Linked DNA regions of Homo sapiens: region 2 is linked to region 1. Evidence: chromatin loops called from intact Hi-C (ENCODE). Cell type or tissue: heart left ventricle. All regions are shown on one strand. Each heading gives the region's core, and the rest is flanking DNA. Links, peaks and the distances in the headings are about the cores only.

Region 1 (5,382 bases), core at 249-5,248:
AGTCAAGATTGCACCATTGCACTCCAGCCTGGGCAACAAGAGCAAAACTTCATCTCAAAAAAACAAAAAAAAAAACAACAGAAAAACAAGAAAAAAACAAGAATAAACACATCGAGCCGTGATCATGCCACTGCACTCAAGCCTGAGTGAGAGAGTGACACCCTGTCTCAAAGAAAACAAAAGACAAAAATACATAACAGGCTGGGCTCAGTGGCTCACACCTATAATCCCAGGATTTTGGGAGGTAGAGGTGGGTGGATCACTTGAGGTCAGGAGTTAGAGACCACCCTGGCCAAGGTGATGAAACCCTGTCTCTACTAAAAATACAAAAATTAGCCAGATGTGGTAGCGCACACCTGTAATCCCAGCTACTTGGGAGGCTGAGGCTGGAGAACTGCTTGAACCCGGGAGGTGGAGGTTGGATTCAAGTGACAGCGCCACTGCAGTCCAGCCTGGGCGACAGTGAGACTTTGTATCAAAACAACAAAACACATAACAGTCATTAATTACCACACATAAAGGTGCTTAATGGATAATAAGTGCTCAAGGAAATGGCAGTCATGGTGGTGGTTGCAGAGAACAACTGGAGGGGATTAAGAGTGGTGGTAGAAACCAAGCAGAAACCAGTCTAAGAAAACCAAAAAAATACCAGGCAAATAGTTTCAAAGGAAAATTATACCATTTTAAGATAAGGTAGACTGGTGGCTGGCGCCTGTAATCCCAGCACTTTGGGAGGCCGAGGTGGGTAGATCACCTGAGGTCAGGAGTTTGAGACCAGTCTGGCCAACATAGTGAAACCCCATCTCTACTAAAAATATAAAAATTAGTTACACGTGGTGGTGTGCACCTGTAGTCCCAACTTCTTGGGAGGCTGAGGCAGGAGAATCACTTGAACCTGGGAGGAAGAGGTTGCAGTCAGCCGAGATCATGCCACTGCATTCCAGCCTGGGTGACAGAGCAAGACTCTGTGTCAAAAAAAAAAAAAAAAAGACAAAGTAGTCTTAATGCTATTTCAGAACACAGAAAAGGAAAGAAAACTTCCACACTCATTTTATGAAGCAAGTGTAATGGTAACCCCAACCTGACAAAGACTGCACAAAAGATACTACAGTTGAATACTACTTACGAATATCAACACAAAATCTCTGAATATTAGCAAACAGAATCCAATGGCACATTATAAAAAGGAATACAAATAAACAAGCACAGTTTATTCCAGGTATGAGAGATTCCATATAAGGAAATCTATTGACATGATCTTCACATTAACAATGTTAAATGTGATGAAATCATATCATCTTCACGGAGGCAGTAAAGACATCTGACAGCTGGGTGCGGTGGCTCATGCCTGTAATCCCAGCACTTTGGGAGGCCAAGGCGGGTGGATTGCCTGAGCTCAGGAGTTCACGACCAGCATGGGCAACAGGGTGAAACCCTGTCTCTACTAAAATACAAAAAATTACCTGGGGGTGGCAATACGCGCTTGTAGTCCCAGCTACTTGGGAGGCTGAGGCAGGAGAATTGCTTGAAACCAGGAGGTGGAGGTTGCAGTGAGCTGAGATGGCACCACTGCACTCCAGCCTGAGAGACAGAGCAAGACTCCATCTCAAAAAACAAACAAACAAAAAGAAACAAAAAACTAAAATAGGAAATGATGGATACTGCCTTAAGTAAACAAAATACACCTCGGTCCAAAGCCAGCATCTGACTTCATGTGAAAACATTAGAGACTTCCCTGCTAACATCACACACCACATAAGGCTAAAATATTTTCCAATTTACATTTTTAGAGGTAAGCATTAAATTCTATGATGCCAGACAAACATTTACCAGATTTTTTTTTTTGAGATAGAGTTTCACTCTTGTTGCTCAGGCTGGAGTGTAATGGCGCACAATCTCGGCTCGCCACAAGCTCCGCCTCCCAGGTTCAAGCGACTCTCCTGCCTCGGCCTCCCGAGTAGCTGGGATTACAGGCATGTGCCACCACACCCAGCTAATTTTGTATTTTTTGTAGAGACGGGGTTTCTCCATGTTGGTCAGGCTGGTCTCGAACTCCTGACCTCAGGTGATCCGCCTGCCTCGGCCTCCCAAAGTGCTGGGATTACAGGTGTGAGCCACCGCGTCTGGCCAAAATTTACCAGTTCTTGAATGCTGAATCCTGCTGGGATAACTGGAAACACTCCTAATGTTACTATAAACTCTCACACTGCCTTGTTGGCAATAATTAAATAGCTCTTTCTAGCAGTTGTGTTCAAGTGGACAGATAATCACAAATGTCTTTTCTTTCTAGCTCCCTTTGGACGAAAGAAAGAAAGAATTTACAACACGTCTAAAGATTGTCACTTTTATCATCCCTTTGAATGATAAGTGATCAGGGCTGTCCCAAAAGAATGCCTGAAAACATTACAAAATGTTATCATAAGCAGAATGGCTCACTAAGGGGATGAACATTCTGGCAAGTCTTAATCTAGCATCACTACCAACTGTTTTTTCACTGGTCTAAAACATAACATCTAATATTTTTATTTGCCTATATAGCCCTGCAGTAATAATTAACTTGTGAAAGGTCTACACTGATTTTTTTCTTTATAAAGTATTTGCTTCAACCATGGAACAGAAACAAAGTTGATTTAATGGGAAAAATGTAAATTTATTTGAGGATAGGTTCAGCACTGCTAAATTGAAAAGGGAAAGAAAATTTCAAACAAACCCCAAAAAGAAACATTTTCACATCTGTAGTGAAAAAGCTAAATAGCAGTACACTAAACTTGGTTACTGACAAAATAAATCCTTGTGGCCAAGGTGAGGCAAAGATATTACTCTCTACTTTGCTAGCCTACCTTGTGTTCAGTGAATTCAAACATTAATTGGGGCAATGTATTGTTTTTGCTTCATTTTCTTTAGCTGTGCAGTAAAGTCTTTGCTTTCATAGAAAGATTGTGCCAAGTTCTTTCTTTTTCAGAATTGCTTTTAAATCAGTTCTATTTAAGTATTTCTCTCTCTCTCAAACTTGACATTTTTCATTACACCTTTTTTTTCCAATGCCAAAATAGCAGCATTAACATTCATTCCAGTCACTAGGTAAAAACTCTCTTCAGTCAAACACACATGAATAATCTAATTCGTGAGGTAAACGACTACTGTCATACAGTATTACGAAGTTCCAACCTTACTTGCAGAGCAAAAAATAAAAAATAAAAATAGTCATTTTCCTCAAGGGTTTAATTGTGGGCTTTTAATGTTGAAGTAAATCAATTTACTAGTTTTTAACCTCAAGTTTTTCCCTATTTCATTATATCTCAATAATGATTATCCAGAGATTTCTGAGGTAAATTACATTAAAGACAGCGCTAGTAACTGGGAAACAATCCACACATGAATCTTAATATATTGCATATATGCTAATTTCATGTAATGTTCCTGAGGGCGGTGACAATATTAGAGCTGTACGAGACCCTAGAGACCATCCCAATCCCTTAACTCCACAGATGAGAAACACAAAAACTTGCAGAAGCAGAGTGACGAGCACATGCCCATGTGACATGTCATCAGAAGCAGGGACCAAGACTCAGGTCTCTTGCCTTCCAGGCCAGTCCTCTTTTGGTAGGCTAAAAGCTGCCTTTCACAGCTTCCCACAAATTTCAACACATCCTCACTCAAGTACGTTTCTGAAAGGGACTCACCGACAACTCTTTAGAGAAAAGGAACTATATCTCAAACCATAGGAAAAGTTCTATATCTAGCTTATCAAACTTTTAGTCTCTGAAGCATGTGAGAGTAAGTTTGCCAGTATTTCTTTCTCATTATCCCCCAATACTTTAGTGACTATTTCCAACAAACAAAACTAGACTATTCTCCCATACAAACAAAATGCTACCATCAAAATCGTCAACGCTCACCTGTCAGATTATGACCAAAGGCCTCTAAGTCAGAATCCCGCCCAGGCAAAATGACATGGCAGCCAACTGTGGAGCCTCGGTTGGCCTCGGATAGCTGGTCCCCCCTTCATTCACACCACATATCTGAGGACCAGATATGGAAAGCCTCTCATGCTGGAAAACTTGGCACAGTAGAAAGGCGGCCACACTTTTGCCCGTCACACAATGCACATTCACGGGGGACCTGTGCTAAACCATTCACAGACAACCTGTTTCTGGGTCAGGGTTTCGTATACAGCAGAGCAGTCAGCTATCGACACAAGGGTTTGTAACAAAAAACAAAAAACAACAAAAAAAAGGAAGGACAAACCAAAACAAAAAAGAAAATACCAAAAAAAAGAAGAGTTAAAAAAAAAAGAAGATAAAAATAAAATCATTAACACAGATACACGACTACAATCTAATTTTCAGACATTCTAGTTTTGCCAATCATGCCGATTCAGAATCATGAACCACATGGAGTTGCCATGTTTCTGCACACTTCTTTAGTGTGGAACAATTCCTCAGTGTTTTCTTGGTTCCATGATCTTGACTTAATTTTGAGGTTTACAGGCCAGTTATTTTGCAGAATATCCCTAAACTCGGGTTACCTTGATGTTGCCTCCTGAAGATTTGGATTATGCATGAAACACTTGACTGTCCCTATTCTAACTATATAAAGATGCTCCTTGACTTACTATGGACTTACATCCCAATAAACCCTTCATAAATGGAAAACCTCATAAGGTGAAATGCTTGTTTTTTTTGGGAAAGTTTCTTGCTCTGTTGCCAGGCGGGAATGCGGTGACACGACGACGGCTCACTGTAGCCTTGACCACTCAGGTTCAAGCGATCCTCAGCCCCAGGCTCCCAAGTAGCTGGGACTATAGGCACGTACCACCACACCTGGCTAATTTTTTTTTTTTTTAATTTTTAGTACCTTTAGTACAGAAAAGGCCTCACTATGTTGCCTAGATTGGTCTCAAACTCCTAAGCTCAAGGAATCCTCATGCCTCGGTCTCCCAAAGTCCTGGGATTATAGGCATGAGTCCTGCACCCAGCCTAGCTGAAAATACATTTAATACACCTAACTTACCAAACATCACAGCTTAGCTTAGCCTACCTTAAACATGTTCAGAGCACTTACATTAGCCTACAGTTGGGCAAAATCATCTAACGCAAAGCCCATTTTATAATAAAAGTGTTGAGTAACTCATATGATGTATGAAATACTATACTGAAAATGAAAAACAGAACAGTTGCGTGGGTACTCGGAAGTAAGGTTTCTACTGCATGTGTATCACTTCCATACCATTGTAAAGTCATCTGACCACCAAGCCAAATATTTGTACTTCTGCACATGCTGCTTTACATAGAGACCGAGACAAAGGGGGATTCACATCTTGTCAACCCTGTTTACTTCAAAGGAATAACAGAGCATTAACTAGGTACCAAGTGCTCAGGA
Region 2 (5,382 bases), core at 305-5,304, 50 kb before region 1:
CTAGAAGGTTCCCCACGATCTACTTGCAACCAACCTTTTTAGCTTAGTGTCGATGACTCCCTATTACTCATCCAATGCTGCAGCCACAGGGAGGAAGACTCAGTGCTTTCGGTAGTAGTCCCTTCCTTCTTATTTTATTTCTGTACTCTCTGCCTATGATACCCTATGTCCAATAGAGCCACTGGCCTCCCGCAAGAAAAGCTACCCAACCTCGAGGGCCGGCACAGATACCACCTTCTTCCTGCTGCCTCCCAGTCCCAGCCAGCGCTAGCCCACCTCTCTCCTTTGCATTTGTACACCATCTTTTTCTCCATCTCAGTTACAGAACATCTCATTATAATCACCTACTGTCTACCAGATTTCTGATCTATCAGTTTTCAGATTTCAAGGGCAGACCCTCATCTCTCTTGTCTGGCGTATCTCAAAGGGCTTCTCATAGGAGTGTCTGTTGAACTGAAATCCAATAAATGATTATTGCTATACATATATATGTACTTAAGCAGCTTTATTAACCTATAATTCACACACCATACAATTTGCTCATTTAAAGTGTATAACTCAATGGTTTTAGTATTATAATGGTGGAAATTAACCATTACCACCATCCAATTTGAAAATATTTTTATAACCTCAAAAAGAAATTCCAGTGAGTTAGTATTCCTTCCTTCTTTATTCTCCCAACTCCTCTAGCCCTAGGCAATCAGTAATCCACTAATTCTAATTTTTGTCTCTATGGATTTGCCTATTCTAGACATTTCACGTAAACAGAATCATACAATATGTGTCTTCTGTGGCTGCCTTCCTTCACAGACATGTTTCCAAGATTCATCCATGTTGTAGCATTATCAGTACTTCACTCCTTTCTCTTCTACTGTGTGGATCCACCACACTGTATTTATTCATCATCAGCTGGACATTTGGATTGTTTCTACTTACTGGCTATAGTGAACAATACCACTATGAAGATTTGTGTTCAAGTTTTTGTATAGATGCATGTTTTCATTTTCACTAAGGAGTGGAATCCTCACCAACACTTATTATCTGACTTTTTAACTACAGCCATCCTAGTTAGCATGAAGTTGTTTCAATGTAATTTTGATTTGCATTTTTCTACTGACTAATGATGTCAAGCATCTATCATTCCATGTGCTTATTGCCATCTGTATATCTTCTTTAGAGAAATGTCTATTCAGATCCTTTGTCCATTTTTTAAACTAGGCTATTTATCTTTTCATTATTGAGTTATAAGAGTTCTTCATATATTCTAGTTTTAAGTCCCTTATCAGATGTATGATTTGCAAATACCTTCTCTCATTCTGTGGCTTGCCTTTTCACTTTTTTGATGGTTTGCTTTGTAGCACAAGTTTCTAATCTTGATGGAATCCACTTACTTTTTTCTTTTGTTGCTTGTGCTTTTGGTGTCATGTCTAAGAAGCTTTGCCTAACATAAGATTGCAAAGATTTACTTCTATGTTTTCTAAGAGTATTAAAGTTTTAGCTTTTAATTGAGTTCTTCAATCCATTTTGAATTTTTTTTTCCTTTTGAGACAAGGTCTCACTCTGTCACCCCAGATGGAGTGCAGTGGTGCAATCTCTGCTCACTGCAATTTCCACCTCCCAGGCTCAAGCAGTCCTCCCACTCAGCCTCCTGAGTAGCTGGGACCACAGGCACATGCCACCACGCCCAGATTAATTTTTTTGTATTTTCGGTAGAGATGGGGTTTTGCCATGTTGCCCAGGCTGGTCTTGCTCCGGAGCTCAGGCAATCCACAGGCCTTGGCCTCCCAAAGTGCTGGGATTACAGGCGCGAACCACTGCACCCAGCCATTTTGAGTTAATTTTTTCATCTTTTTGTATGTGGCTATTCAGTTGTCCCAGATTCATTTGCTGAAAAGACTATTCTTTCCCCAGTGAATGGTCCTGGCATCCTTGCCAAAAATCAGTTGACCATAGATACACGGGTTTATTTACTGACTCTCACTTCTATTCCACTGACCTATATGTCTATTCTTATGCCAGTAGCACACTGTCTTGATTACTGTGTTTTGCAGTAAGTTTTGAAATCAGGAAGTGTATCAGTTCTCCATATGAATTTCCATATGAATTTTGGGATCAGCCTGTCAATTTCTACAGAAAAAAACAACTGGGGGCTTTGATAGGGATTGCACTAAATCTGCAAATCAATTTGGAGAATACTGCCATCTTAACAGTATTAAGTCTTATGATCCACAGACATGGGATGCCTTCCCATTTATTTAGGTCTTCTTGAATTCCTGTGCATTTTTTTAGACTGAATCGACATCGCTCCGTCACATCTAAGATATCCATAAATTTCCCTCGTTTACCTGTAACACCCATTAAAACAGAAATATGTAAATGCTGCATATTTTCAGAACTCTGAGGACTGTAAAGAATTTGGGGTTTTCTTATTTAGTTGGAATGCCTTATTAGGTATTAAAGTCAGTGACGTTAAGTTTTCTGCTGCTATCTTTTGAATAAAATTTATTGAAGAAAAATGTCACCAACAAAACATGATTTTAAAACTAACACATAAGGCCAGGCGCGGTGGCTCACGCCTGTAATACCAGCACTTTGGGAGGCCAAGGTGGGCGGATCACAAGGTCAGGAGATTGAGACCATCCTGGCTAACACGGTGAAACCCCATCTCTACAAAAATACAAAAACAAAGAAAAATTAGCCAGGCGTGGTGGCAGGTGCCTGTAGTCCCAGCTACTCGGGAGGCTGAGGCAGGAGAATGGCGGGAACCTGGGAAGCAGAGCTTGCAGTGAGCTGAGATCGCGCCACTGCACTCCAGCCTGGGTGACAGAGCGAGACTCCATCTCAAAAAACAAACAAACGAACAAAAAAACTAACACATAATGTACGTGATCCTGTTTATCTATATAAAGTATAAAAATACACATGTATGCAAGAGCATAGAAAATACTTTGGGAGAAAATACACTTTGTTTTTTAGGACAGAGTTTTGCTTTGTCACCCAGGCTGGCGTGCAGTGGTGTGATCTCGGCTCACTGCAACCTCCGCCTCCCAGGTTCAAGCGGTTCTCCTACCTCAGCTCCCATGTAGCTGGGATTACAGGCGCATGCCACCACGCCCGGCTGATTTTTGTATTTTTAGTAGAGATGGGGTTTCGCCATGTTGGCCAGGCTGGTCTTGAACTCCTGACCTCAGGTGATAAGGCCCACCTTGGCCTCCCAAGGTGCTAGGATTACAGGCGTGAGCCACCGCAACTGGCCACCAATTTGTTATAGTAGTTAGTTATCACGGCCTGGTGCTGTGGCCCACATACATAATCCCAGCACTTTGGGAGGCCAAGAAAGGAGGACTGCTTGAGCCCAGGAGTTCCAGACCGGCCTGGGCAACATACTAAGACTCTGTCTTTAAGAAAAAAAAAAAAAAGGTATCTCTGGGGAGAAAGGAGCAATGGGATAAGGAAGAAGAAGAGGACTACCACACTTTATTAGCATTTTTGCCATAAACATGTTTTTGGGTATTTCTGGTGTAATTTAAAATATGAATAATGACAAATATAACTATGCTTCAGTGAAAGGGTTTTTCAATATATATCACCTTAATAGTAAATAACCTGGCTGACCTTGAGATCACAGGTGGTGTTGAGCAGCAGGTTGGAAGGCTTGAGGTCACGGTGCAGAACGTTAGCTGAATGGATATATTTTAACCCTCTGAGGATCTGGTAGAGAAAATAGCAGATATGGTCATTGCTGAGGTGTTGTGTCTTCAAGAGCTTGTAAAGATCTGTTTCCATGAGGTCCTGTACTATATATCTGTTTGCACAGGTTAAGGTAAAACACCAATTAGCTGGTCACATTTAGCAAAGCATTGAAAACAAAAATGCATCCTCTCTTGACTCTCTTCCCAAACAGTCCATCATTACACCATGAAGCCCTTAAAGGAAAGAAGAAACTGAGGAAAACTTGGTTTCCTTCATGGAAAGAATCTGAAGTCGTTAACTCCTTTTAGGTCCTGTGAGATGGCAGGCATTCCAGCATTACATCTGACTGATGCGGCTATGGGCCTAGACTGAGATCTGAAACAGGCTGTTAGGGAAATTCTGGTCAATCTTGAAGTCTCAACCTCTTTGCTCTCTAAATTGTCCACCATCAACGAACCCCCTCCAAGGTTTGCTGGAAACACTGTTAGCCTGTAAGTAGCAGATACTCCCTCCTCTGTTTGGTCCAGTAACCTGTAATGTCACTATTCTTTTTACTTCTTGTTGCCGCTCCCCTCCTCTCCCAAGCTCCTCAAAAGCCAAACATAAAACTTCCAGAAATACAGGTCTAGAAACATACTCTTACTAGTAAATCCAACCCTAAGTCTATTTTCTTGACTCTTCCATTACTGTTAAGATCTTAAATAAGTAAGACTATGGGCAAGTCGTTCTAAGAAGGGGTTTGTGCTAGTTTTCCTCCTCATGCTTTCTTGCCTGGTCACGTACTTAACTACCTAAAAGTTTAGCTATGGCTACTTTCTTTCTCACAGAAATTAAATTATTAAAGCATTTAGCCTTTAACTTCATCATAGTATTATTTCATTAGCAGTATTTCTACATTTCTTTTACTCACTTCTGTGTAAACACTAGTCTCTGTTTCTTACAGATTTATGCTATAGGAGGCGCAGCATGGGATTCAAAGGAAACATGATTTAAAAATCTGTCATCTGAGAGAGGCTTATTTTCATGGCAAAAAGTAAAGCAGGACCAACAGGTGGTAGTGGCAGGAGGCATTTCACTTCAAATATCACTACAACTTATTAACAGAGCTGTTTAAAAATGGAAAGGGCTGCCTAGAAACAGCGAGCTCCCGCACCCTGGAGGGGCGGAATACAAATTGGGTAAACTGGTAGGAGTGCTGTATAACCCTTTCCCTTCTGGCAGATCCTCTTCAGTATACTTAACCTCTCTATCTTTCAAATGGAGCCTTTACCCAGGCAGCATCCTCTAGATCTGTTCAGTCCAGATTTCTAAATGTTGGTCAGAGTTAATCACATAATTTCAGACCTCAGTTGACCTTAAAGATCATGACGACCAGTTCCTTCATTTTAAAGGTGGGGAAACTGAGACCTAAAGTGGTAACCTGACTCTTAAGATCAGGACAGTCCTGATTTCACCAGGTAGATAGCCAGGGCACCCTCTTTCTTAGTCTACTACTGATCTTCCCTTTACCTTTTCATCATCACAACAAACCATCCCTTGGACAGAAGAAACATGACTGCAAACAGAGTTAACCAAGATTTTCCATGACTAGACTTAGGGAGTAAATAGCAAACAGATTACGATTTTCCCTTTAGCATGTTTAATGCACTTTTCCTTTAAGTTCAGGAAATTTCAAGTTCTATTTACTCA

What was found. A loop is a pair of places that touch in the nucleus more often than their neighbours do. Peaks named below come from ENCODE experiments on the same cell type or tissue, not always from the same donor. Only the 100,000 strongest peaks of a DNase experiment are listed, where the experiment ranks them.
Region 2: a loop joins it to region 1, with 1.9 times the contacts of the local background. A loop is called at or near these places in 59 of 110 quality-filtered maps.

What each region holds. Positions count from the first base shown.
Region 1 is chr22:21,852,360-21,857,741 of GRCh38, forward strand. The region is part of intron 1 of MAPK1 (mitogen-activated protein kinase 1); the gene reads right to left. Among named protein-coding and RNA genes, the nearest start is that of MAPK1, 13 kb to the right of the region's middle. RefSeq lists an enhancer at 3,483-3,984. In heart left ventricle, for the core only: no CTCF peak of the experiment used is centred there; no DNase peak of the experiment used is centred there; H3K27ac peaks cover 728 bases.
Region 2 is chr22:21,802,235-21,807,616 of GRCh38, forward strand. It overlaps MAPK1 (mitogen-activated protein kinase 1), which reads right to left. Exons shown (of 9, transcript NM_002745.5): 3 at 3,616-3,805. Among named protein-coding and RNA genes, the nearest start is that of MAPK1, 63 kb to the right of the region's middle. In heart left ventricle, for the core only: no CTCF peak of the experiment used is centred there; no DNase peak of the experiment used is centred there.